Regions from separate parts of the Homo sapiens genome. Here region 2 is linked to region 1. Evidence: chromatin loops called from intact Hi-C (ENCODE). Cell type or tissue: psoas muscle. All regions are shown on one strand. Links, peaks and the distances in the headings refer to the core of each region. The heading gives the core; the rest is flanking DNA. Region 1 overlaps GRK3 (G protein-coupled receptor kinase 3). Region 2 overlaps LOC124905094 (a long non-coding RNA gene).

Region 1 (9,564 bases), core at 692-8,691:
CCCTGCCCACAAATGCCAGTAGCATCCTGAGCAGGAATCACCACCCCGGCCAGGCGCAGTGGCTCACGCCTGTAATCCCAGTACTTTGGGAGGCCGAGGTGGGTGGATCACAAGGTCAGGAGTTTGCGACCAGCCTGACCAACATGGTGAAACCCCATCTCTACTAAATATACAATAATAATAATAATAATTAGCCGGGTGTGGTGGCACGCACCTGTATTCCCAGCTACTCAGAGGCTGAGGCAGGAGAATCGCTTGAACCCAGGAGGCGGAGGTTGCAGTGAGCCGAGATGGCGCCACTGCACTCCAGCCTGGGTGACAAAAAAAAAGAAACACCACCCCTAAGCGAGAGTCTCGTGAGGATGGGAGGTGGTAGGAAGTAGTCAGGTCTGGGTCTGGCCAAGGGGTGGCTGTGAAGCCTGAGGGAAGACAGGCATCCAGGACCATCCTGGCTGGGCCTGTGCAGGAGCAGTGCGGAGAGGGCTGTGTTAGCCCTGCCTGCATCCTCTGAGTGGGCTGGGGAGTAGGAGTGTCCTGGAACACAGGGCACAGGTTGGTGCTTGGGCTACAGATTTAGGAGTCCTATAAGGGCACTCAAGCTCTGGGCTGGGCGAGATGCCCCAGGGACTGACTACAGGAGGACCCCAAGAAGCAGCCCTGAGCTGTGTGACAGGATGTGGAGAGATAGAAAGTCAGTGGCATGTGCTGGGAGTGCTCCTCCCCCATGCGGGCTTTTCCTTGGAGTGTGCAATTTTTTTTTTTTTTTTCCTGGCAACAGATTCTCACTCTGTCACTCAGGCTGGAGTGCAATGGCACAATCTCGGCTCACTGCAACCTCCACCTCCCGGGTTCAAGCAAATCTCCTGCCTCAGCCTCCCGAGTAGCTGAGACTACAGGCGCCTGCCACCATGCCCAGCTAATTTTTTGTATTTTAGTCGAGACAGGGTTTCATTGTGTTGCCCAGACTGGTCTCGATCTCCTGAACTCAGACAATCCACCCACCTTGGCCTCCCAAAGTGCTAAGATTACAGGTATGAGCCACCATGCCTGACCAACTTTTGCTCTGGGTACTCCAAGTTTTAATCATGACCTTCAAGAAAACTTGTTTCTTCAATTTATTTTTTATTTTTATTTTTATTTTTTTTTTGAGATGGAGTCTCGCTCTGTCGCCCAGGCTGGAGTCCAGTGGCGCAATCTCGGTTCACTGCAAGCTCCACCTCCCGGGTTCACGCCGTTCTCCTGCTTCAGCCTTCCGAGTAGCTGGGATTACAGGCGCCCGTCACCATGCCCGGCTAATTTTTTGTATTTTCGGTAGAGAAGGGGTTTCACCGTGTTAGCCAGGATGGTCTTGATCTCCTGACCTCGTGATCTGCCCGCCTCAGCCTCCCAAAGTGCTGGGATTACAGGCGTGAGCCACCACACCCGGCTAATTTTTTTGTATTTTTAGTAGAGATGGGATTTCACCGTGTTAGCCAGGATGGGTTTCTTCAATTTATAAAGGGTTTTGGTATACATTATATTATTAGATCTCTTGTTTGCTTCTGAGTAAATGTGGTGCTTCACATTCCTGTCATTTTCCTATTACATTATCTATTGCGATGTGTAAATATTTGCTGTAAATTTCTTTAATGTGTAGATATCCAATTTAATTCTTATTTTCAGTTATGTTCTCCTGACTATAGAATTATTGTGTGTGTGTGTGTGTGCGTGTGTATATATATATCTGTGAAAATTTCTAGGTTATCTTAAACTGTAATAACTATCCCAAATAAATGATCATATGGGATAATATTCCCAGGCGCTGCATGCAGTATTCTAAACATCGTAGCATTCCTCCTGTTGTTTTGAAGGAAGCATATTTGTTTGCTTTCTTAAAGGAAAAAGTGGAAATACTTGCTCCCCTGTATTGTTAACAGGAGACAGTTTTGCACAATATTTATTACGTTTCCAAATGCATACTCAGCACTGTTATGACTCTTTCTCCTCCAGCTCACAGGAAGTAAAAGAGCACAGCTTTTTCAAAGGTGTTGACTGGCAGCATGTCTACTTACAAAAGGTACTCACTCCCTCTTGACTCTACTTACGGTACTGCCGCCCCGCCCTTACCCGCTCATCTCTGTCTCAGTTTCTGTCTCTGTCTCTCTATGCACTGCTGGCTTCCTGGCTGTGTCTCCCCAGCATCCCCACCACCCACCTCCCCCAGCATCCTGTGTCCACACTCTCTTGTTACCCGAGAGTTACCATGTAGCCAGTTCCCTTTGGGGCATCCTCTCACTCTTCATTTCTCTAATAGAAACATTTTGAAAATATCTCCTATATCAACTAATAAAAGGTAAAATGGAGCTATTATCTAGTTAATTCAAATGCACATATAATTGAGCCTTTTTTAGTTTTTGCTCTTCTTCTTGAATTCTTATCTCAATGTGACTGTATTTTTACATAGATCTCTATAAAATGTACGTGAAACTTCTGCCATAAACGTATGTATATTTTCTAGCCCAATACTACATAATTTAAGAATTAGCATGATTTTATATCAGCATGATTTCCTTTCCTTATTTTAAGCTTCATTATATTTGCGTTGATACAGGAAACACCCCAAATTCAATTTTTAGAAAAATGTTGATTATCAGCTTTAAACTTGCTTTGCGTGAACTCAAGCTGCAGAGAAATGACGATTTTCTGTAGTAAAGAAAGACTGATCTGTCAGTCCTACTGAATTAGAGTCCGACCTCTGGGTCAGTTAACACATACCTTGGAGCGTTTGCAGATGTGCCCTGCTCCCTCCAGGCCCCATTGTCTGTTGTGGCTCCGGCAACCCAAAGGTGGTGTTGCGTCCTCTCAGAGAATGTGCTTTCTTAAGCTGAGCTGGACGGATATGCAGTCCTGAGATTTTGTTATATTTGAAAATTATTGAAGGCTTTGGACATGAATCCTATTTTTCTTTAATTTGTCTAAAATATAGGGCCTTCCTTTGGGGCTATTGAGTGCAGTGGCTTTTCTACAAAATATGAAATGTGATTTGTTACAAGTTTGAATGACATGCTGCGCAGTGGAGCATGCGGATATCTCGCACTGTGCTGTCTTTGTAGAATGTTAGGTTGGGACAGGGCCATACGATCATCTGAAAACTGTACCATGCTTGTTTGGATCTTCCAGTACCCACCACCCTTGATTCCTCCCCGGGGAGAAGTCAATGCTGCTGATGCCTTTGATATTGGCTCATTTGATGAAGAGGATACCAAAGGGATTAAGGTACACATGTGATCATTTATTTCTTTATTTTTATTTTTGGATGGGATGATTTCTGTTGGAAATCAAACTTAGTGGTTGTTTTAATATTGGGCTGTTTATAGTATTTAACTTACAAATGAGTATCAACATATTTGAAGAATGTGTAAGTTAAGGATCTAAATTAAAGGCTTTGAAAGCTTTCTTCAGACTAATAATTTTATTTTTGAGGAACTACATGGTAAAATATTATTGATTTGGAATATTTGTGATTGAAATAAAACTTGAATTATACCTGAAGCAGGAAAAACAGCTGTGTGATATCAAACATACTTCCCTAGTGCAAAAGAGCCAGCTGTCTCAATTCTTCTAAGTTTTTAGATCTCCCCGTGTTAGGATGAAAGAGCAAACAGCATGAATCATTTTGCATTTGTCAATCAAAGGTGAAATAATCACTGTTTTTTTTAATACAATCCTCTGCATTTTTCGAACTTTTGTTCATATCGTTATTCCCCCAAGTAGAGACAAGACATAATTAGAGATGGTGAGTCATGAGAGAAGATCATTCTGTTTAAGATGCTGGGTCAAAGTGTATCACTACATCAAGCTCTCACCTACCCCCATGCTGGCAGCTTGCCCCAGGCTCTACCCCCTGCCCCCGGGCCTTCCCTGTTTCTTCTCAGCTGCCCCCATTTACACCCTTCTGACACAAACCCGCGTTGCCTTCCCCACCAAGTAGCTTCCTTCTCCAGAAGGCTGCAGCACTATTAAAACACACACCTGTGAGGTGTAAATAAAAGAGTGACAAGTAAAATGCAAGGGCCTAGCAGGAGCTATAACTGGAGACACGTAGGACTGGGACCAGCTAGACTGTGGGACAGAAAAGCCAGTAAATGGCTGGAGGAAGATGGGAGGATTGTGGGGAAGGAGAGCAGCATGTACACGCCAAGTGCACCTGGGGAACCCAGTGGCAGCTGGTCAGAGCTAGGGGCCCCAGGAGATGAGGGGCTGGGCCATGATGGTGATTGGGGTGTTCATGGGACCAGCTTTTCTGGTGTTGGAGGTTAGGTGAAGGCAAAGTGCAGAGGGCCCAGGTCACAGGGCTGTGAGGATTGCTGACCAACTGAGGGACACCCTTCTGTGGTCTGGAGCAGTGGCTGGGGTCAGCATTGAGACCGATGCCTAGACCTGTGCACAACCAGGCATCGTCTGTAGCCGGAACCATTGATACCTGTCAGGTATATGAGTATACAGCAGTGCTTTGGGGAACAATCCATTTACAAAGGTATTTAAAAAATTTACTGCTGTCACAATAGAATTTTTTCACCTGCTGTATACCACTATCTGTCCGTCAGAGTACTAAAAATAAAACACTATTACGTGGGTGCCCACAAACATTTTTTAATGTTAAAAAGAGATGATCATACTTAAAAATGTTGTAAACCAAGATCTAGGCTTTGGAGTCAGACAGACTGGGCTGGGATCTGCCACTGAGCTGAGTGAATGTGGGCCATTCTGCAACCTCTCGAGTCTTGGCTTTCTCACCTGTAAAGTGGGTGGTTTCATTGCCAAGCTTTCTCTGAGGATAAATGAGGTGGCCTGCTGAAGGCTACAGGCATATAGTCAATGCTTGACAAACTAGTAGCTTCTATTATTATGTTTTGGTTCTTCCTGAGCAAGAGCTGAGAAAGAGCACACTTAGAACAAGAAGTCCTGTCTGGTAGGGATTCAGCTGTAAACAAGAAGCCCAGGTCCTGCTCCCGTGAGAGCTGAGTCCAGCAGGGAGGGCAGGGGACTGCATTTTAAGAAACTGTCTTTTAAAAACAGCCTAAATAATACATTTTCTTTAAAAGGGTGGGGGAAAACTCACCTCATGTAAACATAAGTTCTTTTTTAAAAAAATTCATTTTCAGCAAGGTGGGCTCAGTCATAAAGATCAAGTCTTTCTGAAATTATAGGCGGTAGAACAGTGTCTATTAAACAGAGTTGGCCATTTCAGAATAACTGCCTGGGCAAGGAGCATGCTTTGACTCTTTGCCAGACCGTTCAGAGCCTGTCCCTGTGTGCCTGATCTCAGGTGCTCATCGGACCTTGAGGTTTTCAACACCCCATCACTCACACACACACTCACACACGCACCTCCAGTCCCATTCAGAGCAACTGAGGGGCTCAGCTATGGGCTTAGATAGAATGTCTGAAGAAAACAGAAAGAGGAAAAACTCTACAGGTCAAAGCGACCTCAGAATCAACAGATTATTATAATAGATCAATGAGACTGGATGGAGTAGGCCCCATATTGGCATGTGGGATGCAGCTTCTTCTGGTGTTCTGTTGATTTGCTAAGGGAGTGTGTGCAAGTGCCTTAGCCTCCTTGGTCTTTCTTGCCCTTCTCAGTATTTTGCCTGTTATGATACCTACCCCTGCTTATCTTTCAAGGAGTAAGCAAATCAAGTTTCTAAGGAGGTCTGTGCTTCTAAGACAAGCATGTATTTACCAGCAGGCTTGCTAGTATTTCTGCTATAAAAATGTAGTTCACATGCAGAAAACCATTTTCTTTGCTCATATTCAAAATGCAGCCTTACCTAGAGGGCAGAAAGAAGAATTTTGAATAATCGTTTAGAAGAAAAATGCTACCATTAAGTATAATTTTTGTTCCAGCAGCTCTTAAAGGCTCCATTGCCTGAACTCCCCATATGTCTTGAGATTTCTTATACATATGATTATGATGTCAAACTGTAAATAGTTGGAAGGTTCATGGAATTAATAGGAAGCTCAGCTTCATTTACCTTTTGTTTTTCTAACTTTTCAGATTAATTGAGGGTAGGTTCAAAAGCCCTCTTGGCTTCTCCCTTATAACTGTTTCTGAAACTATAGAAACAGTTTTCCTACCTATATAAACAAAATATCCTTACCATAATTGAAATTTTACTTTGTTGTCAGAATCTCAGTACTTCAAGTAAAATTCTGTATATGTGAGTTTTCGTTGGCAAAACATGTCATGAAGATAGTATACAAGATTGGGTTGATTGTAGCTGATCCAGGACTGAAAGTGAAGTGCTCATCAGTTCTGTTTGTGGATGATGATTGCTTGAGTTGTCATTAGCAGAGATTTATGATAACTAAGAACCTGCCTCGAAATGATTACTGCTGCCATCTAGTCATCTTCCTATATAGAGTTATGATAGAGTCACCATGGATGTGGCGCCGCGGACTCTTACCTTTGTAAGTATGTTAAATCATAAATATCTTGATTTCTTAAAATAATCAGCTACTTGATTGCGACCAAGAACTCTACAAGAACTTCCCTTTGGTCATCTCTGAACGCTGGCAGCAAGAAGTAACGGAAACAGTTTATGAAGCAGTAAATGCAGACACAGATAAAATCGAGGCCAGGAAGAGAGCTAAAAATAAGCAACTTGGCCACGAAGAAGGTAAAATAGCTCACGTGTCTCAAAACATTTCTAATGCAGTAAATTTTCAAAATTTCTTGTAAAGCTGAAAAAGTATTTGGGTCGTAAGGTATTTTGCAGTCGAGAAGAAAGCAATGCCATAAATCGCTTTAGTTTGCTCTGGCTTGGAAGAGCTCAGTCTAATATTTCAAAGTCTTCAGGCAGCACACAAATAAGTCTATGGAGACAGGTGGCCGGGTTTCTTTAGTATGCCCTTTTATCTTGGAGTGCTTGGGGACTGGTTTGGACGTTTTTTCCTTCCAGATTGAGTATGACAGTGTCTGGAGTGGGGTTGGTGTCATTGGTGTGTGCCCTGTGCGGTCATCTGGGCACCTGACTCAGTTTAGTCCTCTGTTGTCATCACCTTGAGACTCTTAGTCATTTTTGAACAAGGGGCCTGCCTTTTCATTTTGCACTGGGGCCCGAGAAGTATGTAGCTGGTCCTGGCGAGGAACTTAGCACGACATGTCACTTGTCAAGAGAGGTAAATGTCTCCCATTCAAGTACTAACCAGGCCCAACCCTGCTTAGCTTCCAAGATCAGATGACATCGGGTGTGTTAAGGGTTGTATGGCCATAGACAAAAGAGTTAAATATATAAAGACATTTATATTACAAACAGCATTTTAAAAATTGCCAAATCAGGCCAGGTGCAGTGGCTCATGTCTGTAATCCCAGCACCTCGGGAGGCCGAGGCAGGAGGATCACTTGAGTCCAGAAGTCCAAGACCAGCCTGGGCAACATGGTGAAACCCCATCTCTACAAAAAATAAGAATTAGCCAGGTGTGGTGGCATGCACCTGTAGTCCCAGGGACTGGGGGGCCGAGACAGGAAGATCACTTGAGACCAGGAGGTCGTCTGCAGTGAGCTGAGATTGTGCCACTGCACTCTAGCCTGGGTGACACAGCGAGAAGCTGTCTCAAAAAAAAAAAAATTGCCAAACTGTATTTTTATGTAAATAATTCAATGCCCTACTAAACATAACATCAAGTAGGAAACATAAGTTTTAAATAAATCAGTCATTCTCATTTCACTGAATATGGTTACTCTTGATTTTTCTAAGATTTCATGAATTGTGGATAATTAAATTTATTGTAGTCGATGATTATGTTAAGATGTAATTTCATCTTCCCTCTGAGCAAAGACCCTTGCAAGGTTAACCTTATGTAACAAGAATGGCCAGAAACTCTTTCACTCTATTAATAGGTTACTTTGGTAGCAGCATCTTGGTATAGGATTCCTTGGTCTTATCTGATGATTTTCCTGTGGCATTTAAAGTGTCTTCAATTCTGGATGACTTACTCTTTATATAAACGTTGCCAGAATACACCAAGGGAATCCTGCATTCTTTTAACTCTGTTTACCTCAATTCTGCAGGGACACATAGCCTTTATTTGTAAGCTCTTCTTTTTTTTTCTAGATGGAGTCTCACACTGTCACCCAGGTTGGAGTGCAGTGGCGCGATCTCGGCTCACTGCAACCTCCGCCTCCCAGGTTCAAGTGATTCTCCTGCCTCAGCCTCCCAAGCAGCTGGGATTACAGGCGCCCACCACCACGCCTGGCTATTTTTTTTTGTATTTTTAGTAGAGATGGGATTTCACTATGTTGGCCAGGCTGGTCTTGAACTCCTGACCTCATGATCCGCCTGCCTTGGCCTCCCAAAGTGCTGGGATTACAGGCGTGAGCCACTGCGCCCGGCCATAAGCTCTTCTTTAGAGAACCGGTCCATTGTGATCACACTGGGGTGTGTTTGCCACAGCAGATTTTACACAGGAAATTGAATCAATGTCGACTTGCTCAAGGGGGGGTCATGGTGTCACTAGAATCCTGATTAATTGGATCCACAACTATATATAGATCTTCATAAGCATGTTCAAGTGTATCCTTCTAGTTAGAGCTGTAATTAGAAAGTTTAGCAAATCAATGAATTTATCTTCCTGTGTTAGTAAGTAATTCGTGCATAAGTAGGTCTTGGCTGACAATCTCAGAGGTCACCTTTATAGAAAAATATAGTCTAGGCTTAGATTCCTGAAAAAAAAAAATTATAATAAAGTTGGTCCTCCACATCTCAGGTTCTGCATCTGTGGATTCGACCAACCATGATCAAAAATATCTGGAGAAAACCAATAAGAATAACAATACAACAATAAAAAATAATGCAAATAAAAGCCATACAGCAGGGGTTCCCAACCCCCAGTGGGGAGGCCAGTTAGGAACCGGGCTGCACAGCAGGAGATCAGTGCTGGGCGAGTGAGCATCACCACCTGAGCTCCGCCTCCTGTCAGATCAGCAGTGGCCTGAGATTCTCGTAGGATTGCAAACCCTATCATGAACTGCGCACGTGAGGGATCTAGGTTACGTGCTCCTTATGAGAATCGAATGCTTGATCTGAAGTAGCACAGTTTGAACCCAAAACCATTCCCCCATCCCCGTCTGTGGAAAAATTGTCTTCCACTAAACTGGTCCCCGGTGCCAAGAAGGTTCGGGACCACTGCTACACAGTGTAACAACTATTTATGTAGCATTTACACTGTATTAGGTATTATAGGTAAACTAGAGGTGATTTAAAGTTTGTAGGAGGATATATGTAGGTTCTATGCAAACACCATGCCATTTTATATTGATGACTTGAACATCTACTGATTTCGGTGTCTGCTGGGGTCCTGGAACCTACCCCTTGTGGCTACCAAGGGATGACTGTGCTCGTATTTTAAACAGATTTCGGAAATGCAAGCACTTCTCAGTGAAAAGGACGACTCCATCCTTCCCCATCACCACTGACCCTCCCTGGCCCTCCCTCTCCTTTGTTCTTTACCTGCTTGTCTCCAGATGACTTGACATGGGTTTTACGTGTTTACTTATGGTCTGAAACACTCACTAGATTG
Region 2 (9,564 bases), core at 789-8,788, 230 kb before region 1:
AGCTGAGGCAGGGAGAAAGATCCAAATAAAGATCTGATGGGGCAGATTAGACAGAGCTGCCTGTAGCAAGGCACTGAGGGCTGTGTCCAGCTGCAGGGGCAGTACTTAAGCTTACTGCACCCCTACTATGTGCCAGGTGCAGGGTGGGCACCTGCATGTGAGGACCAGGGATTGGGGTGTTGGAAGATTTTGGCTTTTGGCCAGGACTAAAGGGTGAGAGGTAGTATGGAGAAGGAATTAAGGCCCTGTGGAGAGGCCTGGGCTTAAATCCTGGCATTGATGTTTACCAGCTCTGAGGCTTGTACGTGGCCAATCACTTAAACACTCTGGGCCAGTTTCCTCAACTGTAAAACGGGCATAGTCACAGTGCCTACTTGATCCATCCTTGTGTTCCTCTCAGGCTTGCTTTGTAAGACTCCTGGACTCCTTAGGTTTTATCAATCCTGGTGCCCTTCCATTGTATCACATCCTTGGATCACAGTGATGGGTTCAGGAATAGACACATGACCCAAGGGAGGCTAATCAGGTGAATATAGGGAGATGTTCTTTCTTTCTTAAGGTGGCTACGTTTAGGACATGAGCCAGGGTTGCCAGTGTCACCCATCACATGTACCATATGAATAACTCTTGTCTAAGATCTGGCAAGAGATGGTGGAGCCTAATGACATTGTTAAAGATCCTGGATACAGCCATACCTGAAGCGTATCCAGAATTCCGGCTGAGTATCTGTACTAGTCAATGTTCTCCAAATAATATACACAGGCATAACTCAGAGATACTGTAGGTTTGGTTGCAGGCCACCTCAATAAAACAAATATTGCAATAAAGTGGGTCATAGGAATTTTTGATTTCCCAGTGCACGTAAAAGTTACACTATAGTGTATTAAGTGTGCAATACCATTACATCTAAAAACCACTGTACATACCTTAATTAAAAATACTTTATTGCTAGCAATCATCTGAGCCTTCTGCAAATTGTAATCTTTTTGCTCGTGGAGGGTCATGCCTTGATGTTTATGGCTGCTGACTCATTAGGGTGGTGGTTGCTGAAGGTTGGGGTGGCTGTGGCAGTTTCTTAAAATATGACAACAATAAAGTTGGCCACATTGATGGACTCTTTCATTAAAGATTTCATGGAAGCATATGATACTGTTTGATAGCACTTTATGGACAGTAGAACTTCTTTCAAAATTTGAGTTAATCCTCTCCAACCCTGCTGCTGCTTTAGCTATTAAGTGTATGAAATATTCTAAATGTGGCCAGGCGCAGTGGCTCATGCCTGTAATCCCAGCACTTTGGGAGGCCAAGGTGGGTGGATCACCTGAGGTCAGGAGTTTGAGACCAGTCTAACTAATATGGTGAAACCCTATCTCTACTAAAAATACAAAAATTAGCTGGGTGTGATGGTGGGCATCGTAGTCCCAGCTACTTGGGAGGCTGAGGCAAGAGAATCACTTGAACCCAGGAGGCGGAGGTTGTAGTGAGCCAAGATTGTGCCACTGCACTCCAGTCTGGGCCACAGAGTGAGACTCCACTTCAAAAAAAAAAAAAAAAAAAAAAAAAAAAATATATATATATATATATATACATACATATGTATGTATATATATATATTCTAAATGTTTGTTGTCATATCAACGATGTTCACAGCATCTTCACCAGCAGTAGGTTCCACCTCAAAATACACTTACTTTGTTCATCTATAAGAAGCAGTTTACCATTCATTTAAGTTGTTTTTTTCAAAGAGTTAAAATCTCACTTTGGCACCTAGACTGGAGTGCAGTGGTGTGATCATTGCTCACTACAGCCTCAAATTCCTGGGCTCAGGTGATCCTCCTGCCTCAGCCTCCCAAGTAGCTTGGGACTGCATGTGTGCACCACCACACCCAGCTTAAAGTTGTATGAGATTGCAGCAATTCAAGAACCAGCAGTCTGGATAGTCAAGAAGAGCTCATGTTTTTGTTTGATTTGGAAAACAGGAGAAGATCAGTGTCCCAGCTCAATGCCAGTAGTCAGGAAAATTTCCCTCTAACTTGTAGGAGTATGAGCCTTTTGTTCTATTCAGGCCTTTAACGGATTGGGTGAGAGCCACCCATAGCAGGGAAGAAAATTTACTCAGTCTACCAATTCATGTGTTAATCTTATCCAAAAACGCCCTCACAGACACACCCAGAATAATGTTTGACCAAATATCTGGGCACCCTGTGGCTCAGTCAAGTTGACACATAAAGTTAACCATCACAGTGTCCCAAGTTATATGATCTAATACTGTCCCCTTTTTCTTTTAGACGGAGTCTTGCTCTGTCACCAGCCTGGAGTGCAGTGGCGCAATCTCTGCTCACTGTAACCTCTGCCTCCTGGGTTCAAGTGATTCTCCTGCCTCAGCCTCCCAAGCAGGTGGGACTACAGGTGCGTGCCACCACACCCAGCTAATTTTTGTACTTTTTTAGTAGAGTCGGGGTTTCACCATGTTGACCAGGATGGTCTTGATCTCTTGACTTCATGATCCACCCACCTCGGCCTCCCAAAGTGCTGGGATTACAGGCGTGAGCCACCACACCTGGCTACCTTCCCCTATTTGTTTTAAACACATTTTGTTTGACAGAACTTGCTCACAACCAACAGTTTGAATGATAGAAATGCTTATTTCATAGGGATAGTGAAACAACAAATGATCTCTCTCATAGCACAATGCCTGAGGGGGACAGTGGGTGCTCAAAAATAATAATCATTGATGCATGTTATAGAGAAATATCATGGGAAGAGGATTTTCCCATTTTGCTCCCACTTCTCCCCACAATGCTGACACATAAAATTAACCATCAGTGTCCAAGTTATGTGTTCTAATATCTTCCCCTATTTGTTTTAAACACATTTAAAAACACGTTTAAACAGAAATAATAACCATTGATGCATGTTATAGAGAAATATCATTGGAGAAGTCAGAAAACAGGCAGACATTTCTTCTACTTCCACTACATCACGTTCTCTCTCTCTTTTTTTTTTTTGTGAGGCGGAGTCTCGCTCTGCAGCCCAGGCTGGAGTGCAGTGGCGCCATCTCGGCTCCCTGCAAGCTCCGCCTCCTGGGTTCACGCCATTCTCCTGCCTCAGCCTCCCGAGTAGCTGGGACGACAGGCACCTGCCACCACGCCTGGCTAATTTTTTGTATTTTTAGTAGAGACGGGGTTTCACCGTTAGCCAGGATGGTCTCGATCTCCTGACCTCCATCATGTCCTCTCTTTATCAGGGGTACCCAACGGTTTTAGGCAGATGGGACAGACCCTGCAATCCACAGACAAACTCTATGTTCTAAGATGTTTGGCACAATTATTCATAAGCTCAAAGATAAGGAACCTGTAGAATTCTTCCTTAAGGCTATCGTCTGGTACATAATCTAATTTTGATGTCTAAAGCTTAACATCACTTGTCTTTCTCTTTGCATTTTCTGTAATAAATTCTAATCTCACCCAGACTAATGGATGCCTAGCGTGGTAGAGATAAAAATCTGTACTCAGGAAAGCAAAATGAAATACACATTAAAAACTTTTAAACTAGGTATCCCTGCTACATATCTTTTGAAGCATGGTGGATGTATTGATTTTGACCACTAGCGTCCCTTCCTTGATGAAACCATGCCTCCCTCACTCCCCAGAGGCTGTTAATCACTGTTGTCTGCCCTCCTCACCACAGCGGAGGGCCTGTGACCAGGCTGAGCCAATCCTAGCACCCATGTCAGTGTCCTCTTGGGCTCAGTGATTGGTCCTGAGGTGAACATGTGACCCAAGCAGAGCCAATCCAAATCCTTAGTTGGATTTCTATGTGGAAGCTGAGAGAGAGGAAGAGCGATAGATAGATAGATAGTTAGATAGATAGATAGATAGATAGATAGACAGACAGACAGACAGACAGATAGTTAGACCTTATGGATTACAAGCTGTAAGGATGAAGCTTGGGACTGCCTGTGACCATTCTTTATACCTAGTAGAGGGAGTAACACATGAAAGAGAGATGGAGAGAGAACTGAGTGCCAGCCACATGGGTCAATAGCACATGAGAACCTGGATCTAACTACATTTTCCGTATCTTGCTTAAATTCATTTGAGCTAAAACAATGATCTCTGGCTGTTCCACACTCCTCAAATTCACTTAAAAATGATGAAGAAAGCTACAGACCTGTTTGTGCAGAAGAGTTCCAGCTTGGGCCATGCAGGCTGAGCGTCTCCATGCCAGATGGCCAAGATTCCCACTACCCTTTTGTGTTCTGGAAGTCTGCCCTGGTGCCCCAACCTGCAGATCTTGGATGGAGAGGACTGGGATAGGATACCCAAATCCTGACTCTCTGAGCCTTAGTATTCTTCTCTATCAACTGTAGATAACAGTCCCTACCTCAAAGGACAGTAAGAAAATTAAATAAGATTAATTTTACTACTTAATAAATTAATGGGCTGGCACAGAGGAAGTGCCCCATCAGCAGGAGCTGTCTAGCCCCAATACTCAAAAGTTCCCAGCCTGCTGCTCCCTCTCCTGCCTGACCCAGTTTTTCATCTAAATTTGGCCATTGGCCCAGGCCCTGGCCTATTTTAGGTACACCTCTTTTTGTTGCAGGAAAAAGAGACTCAGACAAGCTACCTTAAAACAAGGGGTTTATTGTAAGAATGAATGGGAACAGGAACATGGAGTGGGTGGAGGCAGGGAAACCCTCAGGACTGAAGCTGTTTTGATGTGAGAATTCTTTTTTTTTTTTTTTCTCCTTCAGAAGGAATCATTTCACCTGTCACATATCGTTGCAGAAAGGGCCTTTTGCCAGGACTGGATGTAAACAAACCTCAGAGAGGTATTGTCAAAGGCTAAGTCTCTCCTGCATTGGTAGAGAGAGACTGGATTTTGTTGTTGTTGCTAATAATTTTGATTCAAGTTTTAACAGCTCTCAGGCCTGTAAGGTCTGCAGTGAGAAAGGAAGTGAGCAGGAACGTCAGAATGGAGGGATGTGTGAAGTGACTGTTATTTATTATCCAAAGCAAGATACTTTGAGAATGAAAGAGGCACTATGAAGAATTACACAAGGACAATAGACATTAAAACAGTCCAGGGAAACCAGGACATAGGGTCGCCTTAAGAGTACAAGGGTCTGGGAAGGAAGGGATGGGGAAAGTGGGTTCTCAGACTGAAAAGAGGTCCAGGAGTGTGGCTGCTGCCCAGAAAGTGCCAGGTTCATAAGTGGAGGGCTGGACAGCCAGGAGGGAAGCACCTGGGTACCCAGAGATAATTTTATATTGCCTGCCCAGTAGGTGGACAACCTTCAGGCATGGCTTGATCCAGGGGCTCAAATGTCAACAGGATCCTGTTTCTCTTTCTCTCTGTACTCATGGAACTTTGATCCATCTGCAACAAAGGCCAATGGCAGCCCACAGCCTACACAGAGGGAGACCCAGGCCCTTCTACTCATCTTCTCAGACTTCCACTCTCCAATGTTTGAAACCATAGGAGACCTCTATACACTGGCAGGTCATGGAGAGAAACTCCCCAGATACTTAGAGTGGGAAAGTGGGACTGAAGGTGAGCATCCCCATCCCATCCTGGATCAGTGTGGGCACACCTCCCTGTGACATGCAAAGCTCTTCATATCACATCTGTACACTCAGAACTCCATACATGCTGTGAGTCTTCCCTGACCTCCACCACTTCCTCCAGGTCTCTGCTTTCTAGTGACCACACCTCTCCTTGACTCTTCACTTTGTCTTCCTGACTGACTCCTAGCCCTGACCCTTATCTCAAAGCCTAGCAATGCTGAGACAACGTTTTCCACTCCCCAGGTAGGCCCCAGAATGCTCTCACCCCCGGGGGATCATGGGCCCCTCCCTATGATAGACATATGTGGCTCTTCTCATCCAGCTTATTACCTCTCCCTTTTATGTGGCAACAATGCCCCAGTATTGCTAGAGTGGGAAACCCCCTCACTCACATTCATTCTCTATGCTTTCAAGGAAGCCATCTCCACCCTGGATATGAGTAATGGAACATAGGACCTAAACTAAGCCAGCCAGCACATTCTGTCTCTCTGGCCACTAACTAGTCTAAGTATGGGTCAATCAGAGTCTGTGCATGGCCTAAAGTCCTAAGAAGAGCCTGCGGATTCTTTTCTGAGGCTCTTGGAGGGATGAAGATGGAATGCAGAGCTGTCAATGCCATTTTTGTTGAGGGATCTGCACATGTTGTCATATCCAAGGAAGTCATGTTGAGAAGTGGAGAAACAGGATCTTGGTGATATCAGTGAAGACCCTGGATCAAGCCATACCTGAAGGTCTGCCCTTGGGCTGTTCAAACACAGGAGCCAATGAATTCCCTTTTCTCAGGCCAGGTTCTCTGCTACTTGCAATTGACAGAGCTCTAACTGAAGATTAGGACCCCTGGCCAAGAGGATGCTCAAACCAAAGGGATAAACAAATTACATAGCTGCTCACACAAAGCTCTGAGCCCTGCCCTCCCATAGGGTAAATTTCCAGGGTCTACCTAAAGCTATTGACCCACATCCTCCTATCCACTAACCCATGCTGTCTTACACAATCTAGTCCTGGCAATATTATGAAGTAGGTTAAGTCTGTTTCTGAAGCTCCAGTGTCCCACCTGACTGCCCTCTGTGCAGCCCCCAGCCCAAAAAGTGGGTCTACGCAGCCTAGTTCATGCATATCTGGGCTCCCTGGAGCTTACTCGCTCCCCACCTCCCTCTGCTCGGGGTCCCAAATCCCACTGCTGTCTCCAAGACCCTGCAAAACCCAGCCCCTGACCTCCCTGTGCTTGTCCTGCACTGTATGCCTCTCACTCTGGGTGCCAGCGATGTGGGTGACTTCCCGGGTCCTTGACTCAGCAAACTCTTTCCCATATTGGGGCCTTTGCAGATGCGGTTCCTCTGGCCAAGAATCCCTTTTCCATATTTGCACCTAGTTATCTTCTAATCCTCCTTTAAGTCTCAGGGGAAATGTCACTCCCCCAGCAAGTCCTTTGTAGCCTTTAATCCAGATCAGGCCAACCCATTTTACATTCTCATAGCACCTTGTGGCTTGTCTCTTGGAACTATAATTCTGTGCTTAGTTGCTCCTTGGGGGCTGTCACAAAACCTGGCACATGGTAGGTTCTCAGAAACATCTGGATGAGTGACTGTAGCAGGCACAAGCCCTACCAGCAGGCAGCACAGAAAGGGAACAAAGATCAAAAGGGAGGTGGTGACTTGCCCAGGGTCACACAGCAAATCTATGGCAGTGTGGACACCTGAGTCCAGACTCTTTGGTGCTCTTATGAGCCCAGAGGTGGCCGCCCATCCCTTTACCCGCAGGTGCTTTTTCTGTTTACATCCAGAAGATCTTTTCTGAAACTCTGTGGCTGCCCTGCTGATGGAAGGCCTGAACAAGTGGCAGAGATGTGAGCCCAGCAGAAGGCATGGCTGTCTTGGGGCCCAGCAAGGATGAGCTGGGTTAAAGTTTATCCCACTTCCTGAATATCTGAGTCATCAGACCAAGAGCAGGTGCAAGGAGTGTGATTGTGTGGGTGAGACCCCTGTGTGTCAATGGCCCCAACATTGGTACAAGGCCCAGAACAAAAGAGGCAGAAGGCCCTGAATACAGTAATTTCTCCTCCTGATGCTCCACCATGATCAGTGGCTACATTTGGGTTTCAATCGCAGCTCTGATGCTTGCCAGCTGTGTGACCTTAGGCACGTTACCTCACTACTCTGAGTCTGCTTGCCTCTTTGTGAAACATGAATATTAATAGTAACAACCTCATTAGGTAGTAATGAGAATTAAATTAGAAGATAACATGTGCCTGTAACTGCCCTATCCAGAAAAGGTGCTCAAATTGCACCCCCTGGGCAATGGCTTAATATACCTACCCAAAAAGCAATTGTAATATTTATTGCTTTGTTTACTTATTGTCTGAACACCCCTCCAGAATGTAAACTCGACAAGGGCAGATTTCTTCTTCTTTTTTTTTTTTTTTCGAGACAGTCTCTCACTCTGTCGCCCAGGCTGGAGTGCAGTGGCACGATCTCGGCTCACTGCAAGCTTTGCCTCCCGGGTTCACGCCATTCTCCTGCCACAGCCTCCCGAGTAACTGGGACTACAGGTGCCCGCCACCATGCCCGGCTAATTTTTTGTATTTTTTTTTTAATAGAGACGGGGTTTCACCGTGTTGGCCAGGATGGTCTCGATCTCCTGACCTTGTGATCGGCCCATCTTGGCCTCCCAAGGTGCTGGGATTACAGGAGTGAGCCACTGCACCCAGCCGACAAGGGCAGATTTCTAATGGATCATGTTCACCAGTGAATTCCTGGCACGGTGCCAGGCACATAGAAGGCACTCAATAAATAGTGAATGGATGGATGAATGGGCAGATGGGTGGGTGACTGAATGGGAGTGTGGATGGGTGGATGAAGAGATGCATAGATGAATGGATGGGTGGATGCGTGGGTGGATGTGTGGGTGGATGAATGGGTAGGTGAGTGGATGGGTGGGTGGATGGATGAGTGGAAAGGTGGGTGTAAGGGTAGGTGGATGGGTGGATAGATGAATGGATGGATGGATGAATGGGTGGAAGGGTGGGTAGAAGAGTGGGTGAGTGGGTGGATGGATGGATGGGTGAGTGAATGGGTGGGTAGATGGATGGGTGGATGGATGGATGGAAAGGTGCGTGAAAGGGTGGATGGGTTGGTGGACAGATAAAAATGGATGGATGGGTAGATGGGTGGTTGAATTGGTGGGAGAGTGGGTGGATGGATGGGTGGATGGGTAGGTGGACGGATGGATGGAAAGGCGGGTGGAAGGGTGGGTGGATGGGTAGATGGATGCGTAAGTGGATACAAGGATGGGTGGATGATAGATGGATGCATGAATGGATGCATGGATGAGTGGATGGATGGATGGATGGATGGGTAGATGTGTGGGTGGATGGAAGTGTGGATGGATGGGTGGATGGATGGATGGATGGACGGATGGATGGATGGATGGACGGATGGAAAGGTGGATAGAAGGATGGGTGTGTGGGTGGATGGGCTGGTGGATGGATGGATGGAAAGGTGAGTGGAAGGGTGGGTGGATGAATGGATGGGCGGGTGGATGGATGGATGGAAGGATGGATGGAAAGGTGGGTGGAAGGGTGGGTGGATGGGCAGATAGATGCATGAGTGGATACAAGGATGGGTGGATGATAGATGAATGCATGAATGAAGGTATGGATGAATGGATGGATGGGTGAATAGGTGGAGATGTGGAAAGGTGGGTGGGATGGGCTGGGTGGATGGATTTGTAGGAAAAAAAATGTAAGCTTTGATTTCTGAAAACCTAGATCTCCAGCCTTGGCCTTATGCTCGTGTCTCTAATTCTCCTCCCTCTCTCATCTTGGTGTGCATAGCCCAGGTAGCTGTGAGTGCAAAGAACAATAGGATAAACATTCAGCACTCTCCTGTGGGTATTATTTTTAGTTTCCATGCTGCAGAGGTCAGAGTGTCAAATAACAAAGAGAGATCTTTTCTTTTCTCTCTCAAGGAAAGAATCGGTCATATCTGCGTGGGCA

What was found. Hi-C counts contacts between places; a loop is a spot of excess contacts. Peaks named below come from ENCODE experiments on the same cell type or tissue, not always from the same donor. Only the 100,000 strongest peaks of a DNase experiment are listed, where the experiment ranks them.
Region 2: a loop joins it to region 1, with 2.5 times the contacts of the local background. A loop is called at or near these places in 3 of 110 quality-filtered maps.

The regions. Positions count from the first base shown.
Region 1 is chr22:25,707,909-25,717,472 of GRCh38, forward strand. GRK3 (G protein-coupled receptor kinase 3) reads left to right here. Exons shown (of 21, transcript NM_005160.4): 16 at 1,990-2,056; 17 at 3,160-3,255; 18 at 6,500-6,662. It also overlaps the pseudogene RNA5SP494. Among named protein-coding and RNA genes, the nearest start is that of MYO18B, 29 kb to the right of the region's middle. In psoas muscle, for the core only: no CTCF peak of the experiment used is centred there; no DNase peak of the experiment used is centred there; H3K4me3 peaks cover 543 bases; H3K27ac peaks cover 2,256 bases.
Region 2 is chr22:25,478,828-25,488,391 of GRCh38, forward strand. LOC124905094 (a long non-coding RNA gene) reads left to right here. Exons shown (of 2, transcript XR_007068036.1): 2 at 1-1,144. Among named protein-coding and RNA genes, the nearest start is that of MIR6817, 28 kb to the left of the region's middle. RefSeq lists an enhancer at 7,590-7,639. In psoas muscle, for the core only: no CTCF peak of the experiment used is centred there; a DNase peak (open chromatin) is centred at 4,544.